Linked DNA regions of Homo sapiens: region 2 is linked to region 1. A link is an interaction called in ENCODE POLR2A ChIA-PET data of the cell type or tissue named here. Cell type or tissue: B cell. All regions are shown on one strand. Each heading gives the region's core, and the rest is flanking DNA. Links, peaks and the distances in the headings are about the cores only. Region 1 overlaps BAD (BCL2 associated agonist of cell death). Region 2 holds the start of EHD1 (EH domain containing 1).

Region 1 (6,882 bases), core at 1,883-6,882:
CATAGCCAGACCCCATCTCTAAAAATAGAAAACTAGGTCATGTCACTCTGGCACTGCAGCTTAAAAGACCTCCTCCCCATTTTCAGGATTAAGAAGGCTTAAGAGGCCTCTTTCCCCTCGCTCTCTTACGGATAAACACCCACACTCGATTCTCTCAGATTGGACCCCATAGCTTGCTTTCTTTTTTTCTGTTTGTTTTGTTTTGTTTTGAGACAGGGTCTCGCTCTATCACCCAGGAGGGAGTACAGAGGTGCGATCTCAGCTCACTGCAGCCCGGAACTTCTGGGCTTAAGTGATCCTCCCACGTAACTGGGAATACAGGTGTGTGGACCACACCCAGTTAATTTATTTTTTACTTTTTCTTTTTTTTTTTTTTTTTTTCCTGAGACGGAGTCTCACTCTGCTGCCCAGGCTGGGGTGCAGTGGTGCAATCTCGGCTCACTGCAACCTCTGCCTCCTGGGTTCAAGCAGTTCTCCTGCCTCAGCCTCCAGAGTAGCTGGGACTACAGGCGCGTGTCACCATGCCGGGCTAATTTCTTGTATTTTTATTAGAGATGGGGTTTCACCGTGTTAGCCAGGGTGGTCTCCATTTCCTGACCTCGTAATCCACCCGCCTCAGCCTCCCAACAGTGTTGGGATTACAGGCGTGAGCCACCATGCCCAGCATTTTTCACATTTTCATGAGATGAGGGCAGGGGCGGGGTCTCCTTTTGTTGCCCAGGCAGGCCTCAAACTCCTGGGCTCAAACGATCCTCCTGCCTCAGCCTCCAGAACAGCTGGGACCACAGGTGCATGCCACCACACCAGCTCATTTTTTATTTTTTGTAGAGGTGGGGTCTTGCTTTGTTGCCCAGTCTTGTCTCGAATTCCTGGGCCCAAGCAATCCTCTCACCTTGGCCTCCCAGACTGTTGAGATTACTGGCGTGAGCCACCATGCTCAGCCTCCACAGCTTTCTTTAACTTCCTGAGCTTGCACTTGGCCATTTTTCTGCTCACAAACTTCCCCTGCTCTCTGCCCCCCACACACACTCAGCATTCACTCGCGCCACACAGTGAGTGCTCACCGTGTGACACAGGCTGTTCCAGTTGCTAGGGGGCCTCGGTGAACCCAAGCGTCAGGAATCCTTGCCCTTGTGGAGCTTACCTTCTAGTGAGCTGGTGGGGCCATGAGCAAACAAGCACAAAAGCATCCTATCATGCGTGAGAAGATTTGTATGGGGGCAGCATGTAAAAGAGTTAAGAGAGGCCGGGCGCGGTGGCTCACGCCTGTAATTCCAACACTTTGGGAGGCCTAGGTGGGCGTATCACAAGGTGAAGAGATGGAGACCATCCTGGCCAACATGGTGAAACCCCATCTCTACCAAAAATACAAAAATTAGCTGGGCATGGTGGCGCGCACCTATAGTCCCAGCTACTCGGGAGGCTGAGGCAGGAGAATCGCTTGAACCCGGGAGGCGGAGGTTGCAGTGAGCCAAGATCGTGCCACTGCACTCCAGCCTGGCGACAGAGTGAGACTCATCTCAAAAAAAAGAGTTAAGAGAATCCGGAGTCACAGGGGCGGGGGGAGTGATGGTAGCAGAGGTGGTCAGCACTCACCTTGGTGAGAAGCACCACTGGAGCCAAGGCCACAGGGATGATGGGAAGAGAGTTCCAGGCAGAGAGAAGGGCAGATGGTAAGGCCTCGAGGGCAACACCTGCTCCTGGCTAGGGTGGGCCTAGGGGAGGGGGTTTAGGAAAGGGTATTTGGAGACCTAAAGTTGAAGGTCATTCTAAGGACTCTGGCATTGCCTTTGAGTAAAAACCTGGAAAGGATTTGAGCAGAGGCAGCATGGTCAGATTTAGACATTCAGAGAGTCACCAGGGAGGTGGTGAGAAGTAGCTGATCCCTGGATTTATTTTTAAAGCAGAACTGGCAGGATCTGCTGATGGACTGGATGTGGGGTGCGAGGGAAAGAGAGGAGTCAGGATGATGCCAAGGAATTTTAAAAAAACTATTAGGCTGGGCGCGGTGGCTCACGCCTATAATCCCAGCACTTTGGTAGTTCGAGGTGGGCAGATCATGAGGTCAGGAGATAGAGACCATTCTGGCTAACACGGTGAACCCCGTCTCCACTAAAAATACAAAAAATTCTCTGGGCGTGGTGGTGGGCGCCTGTAGTCCCAGCTACTCTGGAGGCTGAGGCAGGAGAATGGCGTGAGCCCGGGAGGCGGAGCTTGCAGTGAGCAGAGATTGCACCACTGCACTCCAGCCTGGGTGACAGAGCAAGATTCCGTCTCAAAAAAAAAATTATTATTGGCCGGGCGTGGTGGCTCACACCTGTAATCCCAGCACATCGGGAGGCTGAGGCAGGCAGATCACTTGAGGTCAGGAGTTCAAGAACAGCCTGGCCAACTTGGTGAAATCCTGTCTCTACTACAAATACACAAATTAGCTGGATGTGGTGGTGGGCGCCTGTAATCCCAGCTACCTGAGAGGCTGAGGCAGGAGAATCACTTGAACCCAGGAGGTGGAGGTCGCAGTGAGCTGAAATCCTGCCACTGCACTCCAGCCTGGGTGACAGAGCAAGAGTCCGTCTCAAAAAACAAAAAATAAATAAAAATAAAATAAATTAGGCCAGGCGCGGTGGCTCACGCCTGTAATCCCAGCACTTTGGGAGGCCGAGGCGGGCGGATCACGAGGTCAGGAGATCAAGACCATCCTGGCTAACACGGTGAAACCCCGTCTCTACTAAAAATACAAAAAATTAGCCGGGCGTGGTGGTGGGTGCCTATAGTCCCAGCTACTCGGGAGGCTGAGGCAGGAGAATGGCATGAACCCGGGAGGCAGAGCTTGCAGTGAGCCGAGATGGTGCCACTGCACTCCAGCCTGGGCGACAGAGCAAGACTCCGTCTCAAAAAAAAAAATTATTATTATTATTATTATTATTATTTTATTTTATTTTTGACATGGAGTCTTGCTCTGTCGCCCAGGCTGGAGTGCAGTGGCACCATCTCAGCTCACTGCAAGCTCTGCCTCCCGGGTTCACGCCATTCTCCTGCCTCAGCCTCCAGAGTAGCTCGGACTACAGCCTCCCGCCACCATGCCCAGCTAATTTTTTTGTGTGTTTTTAGTAGAGATGGGGTTTCACCATGTTAGCCAGGATGGTCTCGATCTCCTGACCTTGTGATCCGCCCGCCTTGGCCTCCCAAAGTGCTGGGATTACAGGCGTGAGCCACCGCGCCTGGCCAAATTATTATTAATTTTAGAGACAAGGTCTTGCTATGTTGGCCAGGCTGGTCTTGAGCTCCTGGCCCCAAGTGATCCTCCCACCTTGGCCTCACAAAGTGCTGGGATTACAGGCATGAGCCACAGTGCCCAGCCAACACCAAGGAATCTGGCTTGAGCACCCGGTAGGATGAAGTTGCTTTTAATGGAGAAGAAACACTGAAGGGTGAGGGAGGATCTGGAGGCTACCCTAGAGGGTGGGATAGAGGGGGATTTTTTTTTTTTTTTTTTTTTTGAGATAGAGTCTTACTCTGTCACCCAGGCTGGAGTGCAGTGGCACGATCTCGGCTCACTGCAACTTCCACCTCCTGGGTTCATGCCATTCTCCTGCCTGAGCCTCCCCAGTAGCTGGGATTACAGGCATGCACCATGCCCAGCTAATTTTTGTGTTTTTAGTGGAGACGGGGGTTTCACCATGTTGGCCAGGCTGGTCTCGAATTCCTGACCTCGTGATCCACCCGCCTCAGCCTCCCAAAATGCTGGGATTACAGGCATGAGCCACCGCGTCTGGCCGCTAGAGGTGGCTTTTAAGCATCTGGTGGGATTTTTAGCAGGGTGCTAGTGGGAGCTGGCAGGGACTTGGAGTCTGAACCAGAGTTGTGCTTGTCTCAGTCCAGTTAGGGGTAGGGGCTTCAGGTGTGTGCAAAGGAAGGAATGGTAGATGTGGGGTCCAAGCTGGCTGAGCTTCAGGGAAGGGAGCAAGCCCTGGGAAGCCGCAGCATCGTTGGAGTTGGGGTCCCGGGGGCATGATCCACACAGGTTGGGTCAGCTGGTGGGAAGCTTGGGATGGAGTTATTTGATGGTGACAAGGCCTAGGTTATGTCCCTGGGAATGAGTCTGAGGGGAGAGTGGGACAAGATCATGGTAGAAGGAGTAGCAAGGTACAGAAAGGAGACAGGGTGCTGGTGGAGTGGCAGAGGACAGGAGTAACATTCTGCACAGGCCAGGGACGACACCTCCCCCCAGCCCCAGCTGCAGACCCGTAGGAAAGAGGGCTGCGGGAGAAGACAGCTGCCAGGTGAGGACAGAGCTGGATTTCTTAACCTTTTGATTTAGTTTTCAGTGTCTCCAAAAGCAAGTGGTTTCCCAGAAAAGATCAGCAAGTGCCAGTGCCCCGCCAGAGCCACGGGGCCTCTGCCCTCTCTACCTGCGCAGAGCAACTCACACTTGGTTCGGTCACTCCTCATAGTCCCTGCCACCAGGCCCCCCTGCTGGATGGCTGAGGTGTCCCCAGGGCAGGGACTGCAGCCACCTTGTGCTGTGACAGCCCACACAGCCCAGTGTCTGAAACAGGTGTGGACAGTGGAGAGGCAGAAAGAAGCAGCCCAGTGCTAGCCCCTGGGCCAGACTGCAGGGTTCAAACGTGGCTCTACCCTTCCTAGCAGGTTGAGCTTGAGCAGGTTAATTAACTCCATCTGCCTGAGTTTCCTCATCTGTAAACGGGAATAGAACTAGTCCCACCTCGCAGGGCTGTGGCGAGGACCTGATGAGTTAATATAGGAAAAGTGCTTGGAAACAGTGCCTGGCGCAGAGGAGGGGCTAAGTGTTTGCGGCTCTTATTATTAGAACTGCCATTGTTATTATTTATGTATATATATATTTATATATAAATATATATATATAATTTTTTTTTCCAAGATGGAGCCTCACTCTGTCGCCCAGGCTGGAGTGCAGTGGTGCAATCTCGCCTCGCAGCAACCTCTACCTCCCAGGTTCAAGTGATTTTCTTGCCTTTATGTACATTCTTGGCTTTATATATTTATAAAGCCTCAAATTTCTGGGCTCCAGCCATCCTCCCACCTCAGCTTCCTAAGTAGCTGGGACTACAGGCGCACGCCACCATGCCTGGCTAATTTTTTTATTTTAATTTTTGTAGAGACAAGGGTCTTTCTGTGTTGCTCAGGCTGGTCTCGAACTCCTGGCCTCAAGCAGTCCTTTTGCCTTGGCCTCCCAAAGTGTTGGGATTACAGGCATGAGCCACCACATTGGGCCTATATTTTTAAGTTATGGACAAAAATCCAAAGAACTATATTTTGTAACGTGAACATTCTATGAAATTCAAATTTCAAGGTCCCTAAAGAAAGTGTTAGTGGAACACAGCAAGGTGCAGTGTATTCATTTACACATTGATTATGGTTTCCTTTCAGCTCTGGCCACAAAGGTGAGTGGTTGTCACAGAGACCACGTGGCCCACTGAACCCCCTTTATAGAAAACATTTTCAGCTAACTTAGGAAAAGGGAAAAGAAAGTGAACAAACATTTGCCAGCCAGCCTTTCATACCTGTAATCCCAGCACTCTGGGAGGCCAAGGCAGGAGGATCACTTGAGCTCAGGAGTTCGAGACCAGCCTGGGCAAGATGGCAAGACACTTCTCTAAAAATTTTTTAAATTAAAAAATTAGCCGGGCATGGTGATGCCTGTAGTCCAAGCTACTCAGGAGGCTGAGGTGGGAAGATCGATTGCGCCTAGGATTTTGAGGCTGCAGTAAGCTGAGATCGTGCCACCCCACTCCAGTCTGGGTGACAGAGAGAGACCCTGTCGCTGTTTTTTAAAAACAAAAAGGAAACATTTGCCAACTTTAGAGTACTTTCTGATTTTATGAGCTCTGAGCAAGGTTGGGGGTGTTCTCTGCAGGCCTGAAGGGGCTTCTGTACCGGAAGGCTATAGTCAAGGCTGAGGCCTACAGGTGCCGGAGGCGGACAGGCTGCGAGTGTCTGCCCAGGGTGGGGTGGCAGCACTGGCCACTGTGCTGGCCACTGACGTCAGCCTCCCCCGGCAGCAGATTGTGTGTGGTCGGCATGTGGTAGGGGCAGGATCCAAACCCAGCCCTTGCCTGATGGCAGAGCTTCACTGCTCCAAACGGTCTGGAACACCACTGTTTTAATTAAGTGTGCAATTCAGTGTGCAAGTGTCTTGTAATTAAGTGTGCCTCTGTTTCCTCATCTATAAAACAGGGAGAACTTCGTATTCTCCTTCTTGGGAATCTGAGGACTCTGAAAATCCCAGTGCAGGGATGCTCGCGGAAGCATCAGCAGGGATGTCCGCCCCAGCCGCTGACTCAGAAGCCCAACACGCAGAGAATGTAAAGCTAGAGGTGCCATGCTGGGGCCTGGGGCACTTCTAGCCACAGCCACTACCCTCCACTTCCACACCCAGCTCCGGGCCAGGCTCTAGGCGGATGGCAAGAGTGGGCAGGCCTGGGCACCCACCCACGTTCACACCCAAGGAGGAGCCACACCCCTTCCCTTCCCCAGAGAAGGGAGAGTCTGGCCCAGGCCCTGCCCCAGCCCTCTCCTTCCCCCAGGGAATTCACAGACACTCCCCCAGGGTTTTTCCCTGTAAATAGAACACTTTTTAAAAATTCAATTTAGGGCTGGGCACCGTGGCTCACGCCTGTAATCCCAGCACTTTGGGGGGCCGAGGCACTTGGATTGCCTGAGGTCAGGAGTTAAAGACCAGCCCGACCAACATGGTGAAACCCCGTCTCTACTAAAAATACAAAAATTAGCTGGGCATGGTGGCGGGCACCTGTAATCCCAGCTACCCAGGAGGCTGAGGCAGGAGAATCATTTGAACCTGGTGAGCAGAGGTTGCAGTGAGCCAAGATCACATCACTG
Region 2 (8,604 bases), core at 1,771-6,770, 600 kb before region 1:
GGGCCGTGTGCACGGCAGCAGTCTGCACTCATACAAGGGAGGCTAAGACCATGCACCTCACTTGTACTCTCAGGCTGCTGAGGCTGGGGGACAATGGGGTTACACTCTCCATTTCATTAGTGTAGGGCAAGGGGGACCCCAGCACCCCACAAGGGACCCCCTAATGTTGTCACCACAGAAGGCGATTGCTTATGTGCCAAATAATAAGCCATTTCCTGTGGAGTCAGGCAAAGGCCTGGGCCCTCCAATAAGTTTAGGGCAAACCCTGCACCCTGCACTCAGCGGCAGCCCCAGCCTCATCAGCCCCAGCAAGGCAGGGCCAGAAGCTGCAGGGACTGAGACACACACACAGAAAACTGGCAGGTGAACTAGAGCTTTTACTGAAAGTGCTCAGAGACCTATAAGTCTCAGCTCTGCAAAGCACTGTGCAGTTATATGTGTACATCATCCTGATAAATGTGTAAGCCTGTCCCCCAGGCTGCAGAGCAGCAAAGGGGCTAGGAAGGGCTGGTGAGCTTCAGGGCAGAGATTCACTTCAGCCTGCATCTGGGGAAGAGGCTCTTGAAACCCTCTTTCTCTGCTTTTCCACCTGCCCGTCCTTGCAACTTCAAGTGGCTGGAGTGTGGAAAGGGCAGTGTTAAGATTCAGAAGGCCCTGGCCAGGCGTGGTGGCTCACACTTGTAATTCCAGCACTCTGGGAGGCCGAGGCAGGCAGATCACAAGGTCAGGAGATCAAGACCATCCTGGCTAACATGGTGAAACCCCATCTCTACTAAAAATAGAAAAAATTAGCCGACGGGCATGGTGGTACACGCCTGTAGTCCCAGCTACTCGGGAGGCTGAGGCAGGAGAATCACTTGAACCCGGGAGGTGGAGGTTGCAGTGAGCCAAGATCACGCCACTGCACTCCAGCCTGGGCAACAGAGGGAGACTCCCTCTCAAAAAAAAAAGACTCCGAAGGCCCAGATTCTCATTCAGTCTGGGCTACTTCGAGCAGTCACTGGACATCCCGGGCCTCAGGCTCTTTCTCACTGGAATTTGAAAGCAGCTAAGATTCTGACACGGTCACCTCCAAATTGGGCCATGTTCTGGCTGCCAGATGCCTTCAGAGCCCTCTGGGGCCCAGCAATCTCCCCAGAGCCATCACCCAAGGGCCACAGCTGCTGCAAGAGAAAGGCCTCATGGTGTGGAGAGGACACTCTTCTTGCCAGTGTGGGAGACCCGGCATTCAAAAGAACAGTCCTCCTCAGTTCCTCACCTTGTGTCGGGAAAACTGATTTGTTGCCCAAATCTCATGACTGTGAGAACAAAAATCTGTGCTGATATGCAAACTCTGTCAGTGGAAAGAATGAACCACTCCTCATCCCAGGGAGAAACCTATGTTTTGGTTTTTCTCAGCTCGATTTTTCTGCCATATTTGGAGAAAAACTCCTTAAAAAAAAAATATCGACTGGGTGCGGTGGCTCATGCCTGTAATCCCAGCATTTTGGGAGGCTGAGGTGGGTGTATTACTTGAGGTCAGGGGTTCGAGACCAGCCTGACCAACATGTATTTTTAGTAGTCTCTACTAAAAATACAAAAAATTAGCCAGGCATGGTGGCAGGCGCCTGTAATCCCACCTACTTGGGAGGCTAAGGCAGGATAATCACTTGAACCCAGGAGGTGGAGGTTGCAGTGAGCTGAGATCGCACCATTGCACTCCAGCTTGGGTGACACAGAGTGAGACTCTGTCTCAAAAAAAAAAAAACACTCTCAAACATAGTTTATTATATAGGTGAATCCTGGTCCCTGTGATGGGCTTATTGGTACGATTTCTGGTAGCAAGCATAGGTACCAGGGCCTCCAACGTTTTTGGATTTGCAGCAACGGGGGTCAGCTACTGACAGGGTCCAGTCATGCTGGATGAGGATGCCTCTGGTCCTTTTGGAAGCCTCATCCATTTATTTCCGGTAATAGGCCACTAAGGCTTTGGAGATGGACTGATGTTGATAGCATAAATCTGGGTCACATGACCACCACCCTTCACACAAACATGCGTGTGCATGTCAGCAAATTGCTCCTTGCCCAGAGGCAGAACTAGGAACTAGTTCCAGCAGCTTGAATTGCAGCGCTCGGCTCCATCATCTCCAGGGGCCATCCATTCACCTTGATGAGGCCACTGCCATGTTTGCAGTGGATTGCACGGACTGCAGCTGGCCCTTGGATGGCATAGCCAAGAGCACAGATAAGAGCTCCTCACTGCACGGCACCGCAAGCGGAAAAGGCACCTCTCTTTTTTTTTTTTTTTTTGAGATGGAGTCTCCTTCTGTTGCCCAGGTTAGAATGCAGTGGTGCGATCTTGGCTCACTGCAACCTCCACCTCACGGGTTCAAGCGATTCTCCTGCCTCAGCCTCCTCAGTAGCTGGGATTACAGGCACACGCCACCATACCTGGCTAATTTTTGTATTTTTAGTAGAGACGGGGTTTTGTGATATTGGCCAGGGTGGTCTTGATCTCAGGTGATCTGCTTGCATCGGCCTCCCAAAGTGCTGGGATTACAGACATGAGCTACTGCACCTGGCCTTTTTTTTTTAAGTTGTCTCTAGGGACCTTGTAGATGTTTTCCTAGATCAGGCCATGACAGGACCAAGCAGACCACTTAGAGGGGAGGTGAGGCCCCTTTCTGCTGGATGAGGGCGTTTCTGAGGAGAGCTAGGGGGTACCTCAAGGCCCTGGGTTTGCAGGGAATGGATTTATTAACTGAAGAATAAAACACTGGGAGTGGGGGATGGCACAGTTTCTGAGATAAAAGAAAAATACTTGAACCCTCCATCAATCTGCCATGGGCTCAGGCAGACAGGCAGAAAGTGAAACAGCGGAGAAACCAAAAGTGAAAGGGTGCATTCACATTTTATACAACTTTCCCACCAAACAAACTGCCCTACTCAGAAAACACAAAAGAAAAAAAAATTAGGACATTTTCGGTGTGGGGCATGACAAGATAAGGAAGCTGCCTGGAAGCTGGGTGCCAACTCCATGAAATTGGGGGAAACTAATTGCTGGTCACGTGGGCCTCACCAGGGTGACAGAGATCCCTTCTTTCAGTCCTTTAAGATCTTTGGAGAAAGTCAAGTGGCCATACATAACGACAGGGTCTGGGTTTTGTTTATAAATAACCCAGGAACATTTTGTTGTTTTCAGTTTTCTAGGGCTGGGTTTTCCCAGCACACAGGGCTCTGGGGAGATTTGAAAACCATGGCGCGTCAATGAGAATGCTGCCGGGGCGCCAGTTTGGAGCAGCCTCATTGAGACGACTGAACAACTACTTCATTCAGGATCCTCAGCCCTGGGCCCTTCCCTAGATCAACCCAGAAACTGCATCTCCGGGGTGGATCCCTAACAGTGCTGAGTAGGAGGCAAACACTGTGGCTTCTAAGGCTGACCCGGGAAGTCTGGACTAGGCCCGCCGGAGGCTCCTCGTCACCAATTGGCATGCAGCCTCTGGTGACAGCTCTGCCTAGGAGCCTCAGTATCTTCTTTTGAGAATAACACCAAAAAAAAAAAAAAAAAAAAAAAAGGGGGGGGGCAGTAGCTTGTGTGCTTTACTATGATGAAAAGAATCAAATCAAAGCACTAAGGGGCGTAAGATTGCAGGCAGGGTTGGAATTACTTATCCGCTCTCCAATGGTTAGGGAGCAAGAGGGGAGGGCAAGGGAACTATCTATTCCCTCGGAAGGGATCTTACAAGCGGTAGGCGAACAAACCTCCCATCGTGTCCTCTCTAGATTCCACCACTCAGTTCCCCTGAGATATCCCCCGTTCTCAGATTTGAGTTCCTGCCTCTTCCTCTTAGCCTACCAGCCCAAGTTATCCCCTGATACAGGCCCCTAGCCCTCCAGGCTTCCACATCTCCCAGAAGCGAGGAAGTTGGACCTGAGGCTTTCAAAGTCGCAGGTTCAATTCAGATCTCTTTAAGAGCCCCCAGGGTCCTGCTACCACAGGTTGGTGTCTTGATACTGGTTACATAACAATCAGTCCCCAAAGCTCTGACATCACCCACTGAAGATTCTCACCAGCCTGGACAGCCAAAGGGGTCTGTGTGTGGCCGGGGAGGATGGCGGGGGAGTGAGCCCCATGGAACAGCCAGGAACTGGTAAGGGGAGGTAGGGCACAGATCCCAGTAAATGATGGTAAATGGTGGTGACCCCGAGAGGAAAGTGGAAGTATTTGGGTTTTTAAACTTCCCCCTAAATTCCCACAAGATTTCATTGTTGCCCCCACACTTCCCCTCTTCCCCACATAGGGAATTTCCGATTTCACTTCCCAATACGCAAGTGGCCAGAGAGCCTCAACTTCCTCCTCATGCCCTCCCTGCCTTGCCCCAGCTATAGCCTTTGTGGGGAAGCCTTCTCTTCTCCCGCGCGAGTCCGGTGTCACCCATGTCCTCCCTCGCTTGCGTCCCTCTCCCATTCCCACCCCGTCGGCCTGAGGGGAGGTCAGGCCTCTCGCTGCCCATTTTTCTTTCCCCAGTCACCAGCCCGCCCCGGATTCTCTACTCCCTCAGCTTGCTCTGCTACCACTTTCCTGTCTCTCCCTCTCCCAAAGCAGATAAAAGATGAGGGGACAAAGACAGTGTGTGTCTGGGAAGCTGGGCTGAGAGGAGGAGGTGCCGCCGCCTGGGGGTACTCCGATGCTTCCGGGGATTCCGAGCCAGCTGGAGGACCGCACGTGGCGAACGGCGGGCGCGGCGCGTAGTCAGGGAACCAGGGTGCCTGACTGGGTGTCTCGTGGAGCCATCCCGCGGGGGTGTGGGGGGGCCACGGTGCCGGAAGGCGCGCGGCCCAGAGGCCGTCTCCGCCGAACGCCCGCTCCTCGCCTTCCTAACCGCAGCACTTTCGCGAGCCTCCCTACGAGGGGCGGGGCGAAACAGGTGCGGTTGCCACGGCACCCGGACCACAGCCTCGCGAGATTTGGAATCAGCCAATGGGGGCGGGGTAGGGGAAGACGTGGCACCAGTCGGAGGGGCGGGGCTGGGAGGGGCTCCTCCCTACCGCCCCCAATTCCGCCCTGCCCCCGCCGCGGCGGCGCTAGCCGCCACTGAGGGACCGACCCTATAAAGGCCGCTCCGCGAGGGGTGCGCAGCATTCGGCAGAGGGCGCTTCGACGGGCTGGGCTGTGCGCCTGCGCAGTGTGGGTCGCTCCCGATTCCCTGCCCCGGCCGGCCCCGCCTCGGCTCCGCACCCTCGCCCCGCTCTCAGCCGCCGCTCTGCCCCGCAGCAGCCAGCCCCGTGTCCGGCAGTATGTTCAGCTGGGTCAGCAAGGATGCCCGCCGCAAGAAGGAGCCGGAGCTCTTCCAGACGGTGGCTGAGGGGCTGCGGCAGCTGTACGCGCAGAAGCTGCTACCCCTGGAGGAGCACTACCGCTTCCACGAGTTCCACTCGCCCGCGCTGGAGGACGCTGACTTCGACAACAAGCCTATGGTGCTCCTCGTGGGGCAGTACAGCACGGGCAAGACCACCTTCATCCGACACCTGATCGAGCAGGACTTCCCGGGGATGCGCATCGGGCCCGAGCCCACCACCGACTCCTTCATCGCCGTCATGCACGGCCCCACTGAGGGCGTGGTGCCGGGCAACGCGCTCGTGGTGGACCCGCGGCGCCCCTTCCGCAAGCTCAACGCGTTTGGCAACGCTTTCCTCAACAGGTACCCACCCATCACTCCAGGGGGCGGGGGGCGCGTCCGGGGCACACCCCTCACTCGGAGCCTGACCCTCCCGTGGCTGTCGCCCCGCCGTCCTTTGTCTCCGAGGCCCCAGTGAGACCCTCAGTGACCACTCCCTGGTCCAAGGGCCCTGCCCCTTCCCAGAGTAAACCCACTGGGGGTCTAAGAGTGGGCGTTGTCGGCTCCCCCAGCTTCTGTCCTCCCCAGAATCTTCCAGGGTAACCACCAAGCCCTCCTGCAGATCCCAGCCCCACTCCCCTCAGCAGCAGGGCCGCAGTAGGAAGCTGAGCCATTCCTGCGCTCCTTTTCTTGGTCTCCACCTCCGTCCCGCAGGCTGGATGCACCTAATTCACGGAAATCAACCCTCCCCTCCCTGTCTTCTTAAGTGTCAATAGCAAAACACAATGAAACTTTTAGCCATTCCCTTCTCTGGTGCGGTGTGGGTCTGCTCTGCCTCCCCTGGGACGGTGGTTTTGTGTAGGAGGGAGGAGGAGGATCGGCTGTGGCTTGCTGACTTTGGGGCAGCCCCTTGGAGGCAGGGGACAGTTGAGGTTCGAACACTTCTCCCAATGGCAGCTCTCAAGAGGTCAGTGCTGCCCTGAGGGGTTTCAGGAAGCAGGATGAGGTGGTGGCAGTGGGAGCCCTGCAATGAGATTCTGGCCCTAAGCCCTTCTGTGCACTGAGGGACAGAATCTGAGGTTCCTTCACCCACTTGGACCTCACTTTTCCAGTTAAGTGGCCTCTGCACGCGAGGAGAGTGAGCTCCAGGACTCTGCCTGTCTCAGTGCTGTGAATGAAACACAGTGCTCCCGCCCCTCAAGGAGTGCAATGCCCAAGCTCACTTTTCTCCAGAGAAACTCGAGACATGCCCGTCCCAACCCCCAGGCGACATACCAAAGTACTTCACAGACCCTGTCCTCCCTGCCACCCCACGTTCACGGACTCCACATGCCTTTCATAATTCTGCACCAGCGAAGAGCCTCTGAAGGAATCTTTGAATCCTGCCTTCCAGGTCCCCGCCCTGCACGGTCACATTCCTTTCCAGACGCCATCCAGCTGTGCAGGGCAGCTTGCCCTAGAGCCAAGCTGGTGGCCAGGCCTACTCCAGGCACAGAGCTGACCTTCAGCAGGGTCTGTTCACTTCCAGGCATTTCAGCCCGCCCTCCTGTTTTACGGCTGTTGATGTTTGTCTGTCAAGGCCAGGTTGAGTGCAGCCCTTTGGGCTAAGGGTCCTGAAGAGGCGGAGTCCTCTTCACTTTCCTTGTGAGGGCACACCTTTTTTGAAAGGAGAGACATGGCACAGGACCAGTTTTCTGAATTTGGAAGCCTAGAGTTTCAGAGCTGGAAGGATCTTAGACATCATCTTGGCAGCCCCCACCTGACTGGTTCAGGAAACCGAGGTTCAGAGGGTCTGGCTGATGTGTGGAAGTCACCCATTAGGTCAGCCAGCACTGACTGCCTGGCTTTTGCACAGCCAGTTACTGCTTTCTGCTGCTTCTACCCGAAAAAGAGCAATTCGAGATTGCTTTGTCCGAGACCGGTGCTTTGATGACATTGGTGCCACAGGATCTGAGAGGTGGCACACGTTTATTTCCTTCTTGCTGCCACCTCATCTCCAGAGGATCCCTGATCACTGATGGCCCTGCCGAAAGGGCCCTATCAGCCCACGCTGAGGCCCAGAGCTGTGCCAGGATGTGTAGTGTGGGGAGTGAGCCCGGCGAGGAGGGTGCAACAAAGGAGGCTTTTCTCTGGCTGATACAGCCTCTCCCAGCTGAGTCTTGAAGAGACTCATTGAGTCGTGAACTTGACTTGCCGGCCTTCTCCCCCTATGTGGCTGCTCTAAGAATAAAATCAGCTGGAGCAGACCAAGGCAAGGTGCAGTCAGGGTGTCTTAAGAGTGTCTTGCAAAAACTTATTGCATAACTGGGACTGCCACTTGTGCGAGATGAAACCTGTGCGTTCTTGGTGAGATGGAATCGGAGGCATCTTTGCTGCTTCCCCTTTCTTGTTTTCTGCCATATACCCTGGGCTCTGCAGAGCAACTGGTTTCTGGGTCCTATAGATATTAACTCACTTTCTGGGCTCATTTATGAGGCATTTTTATGTATGTGATTTCCCAGAGCCAATTCTGCTTCCCATCCTTCTATTCTGTAATCATCTCTCCAGCGCCTCCTGTCCCCAGCAGGAAGGCCAGGACTGGCCTTCATGCATTGCTACTGGCACTGGCGAGAGTGAGGCCCACGTTTTGCTCGCCCTGCAGGTCAGCTGGTCTTGCTCCACTGCCTTGCAGAGCACCCCTTGCCCTGGCCAGCTGCCCTCTGCCCGTGGGCCCCTGGTCACTGGGGGATGGGGCCAAAGGGAGAAGCTGATCGGCTCAGAGTCCTCCCGTCTGTTGGAAAGGCAGCTTCAAGTCTGTGTCCTACAGATAATGGGTCAGTCTTTTCTTTGCTCTCACTACCTTTTTCAGAGAAGTTTTTTGTTTGTTTTTTTGAGACAGAGTCTCGCTCTGTTGCACAGGCTGGAGTGCAGTGGCGCACAATTTCGGCTCACTGCAAGCTCCACCTCCTGGGTTCGAGCAATTCTCCTGCCTCAGCCTGCCGAGTAGCTGGGACTACAGGCGCGTGCCACCATGCCCAGCTAATTTTTCTATTTTGGGTAGAGATGGAGTTTCACCATGTTGGCCAGGCTGGTCGTGAACTCCTGACCTCAAGTGATCTGCCTGCCTTGGCCTCCCAAAGTACTAGGATTACAGGCGTGAGCCACCACGCCTGGCCTTTCAGAGAACTTTTCAAAGGAGCTTTTTCTGCGTCCAGTGAAGGATCCCTGCTCTCAACTGAGACTGCCCCTTGCCTTTCTGGGCTGTTCTAAGCTTAGTGTGAAACTCAGATATGCGTGGCTGAGC

Evidence for each region. Peaks named below come from ENCODE experiments on the same cell type or tissue, not always from the same donor. Only the 100,000 strongest peaks of a DNase experiment are listed, where the experiment ranks them.
Region 2: POLR2A ChIA-PET joins it to region 1 with 11 read pairs; 2 of 35 experiments call an interaction of 5 or more read pairs at or near these places.

What each region holds. Positions count from the first base shown.
Region 1 is chr11:64,276,381-64,283,262 of GRCh38, reverse strand. All of the region lies in intron 2 of BAD (BCL2 associated agonist of cell death), which reads left to right. It also overlaps a transcript of GPR137 not described here. Among named protein-coding and RNA genes, the nearest start is that of BAD, 4.8 kb to the left of the region's middle. RefSeq lists enhancers at 4,153-4,654, 6,181-6,840. In B cell, for the core only: no CTCF peak of the experiment used is centred there; no DNase peak of the experiment used is centred there.
Region 2 is chr11:64,875,141-64,883,744 of GRCh38, reverse strand. EHD1 (EH domain containing 1) reads left to right here and starts at 5,124. Exons shown (of 5, transcript NM_006795.4): 1 at 5,124-5,684. The coding sequence starts at 5,281. MIR10392 (microRNA 10392) reads left to right here and starts at 5,136; the gene lies at 5,136-5,222. It also overlaps the pseudogene RPS16P6. RefSeq lists enhancers at 2,606-2,695, 2,756-2,805, 2,976-3,125, 6,448-6,547, 6,211-6,987 and 1 more and silencers at 4,738-5,297, 5,318-5,367, 6,218-6,287. In B cell, for the core only: CTCF peaks have their summits at 4,924 and 5,123 (motif pointing right); DNase peaks (open chromatin) are centred at 2,874, 4,294, 4,994, 6,174 and 1 weaker place; H3K4me3 peaks cover 3,619 bases; H3K27ac peaks cover 4,111 bases.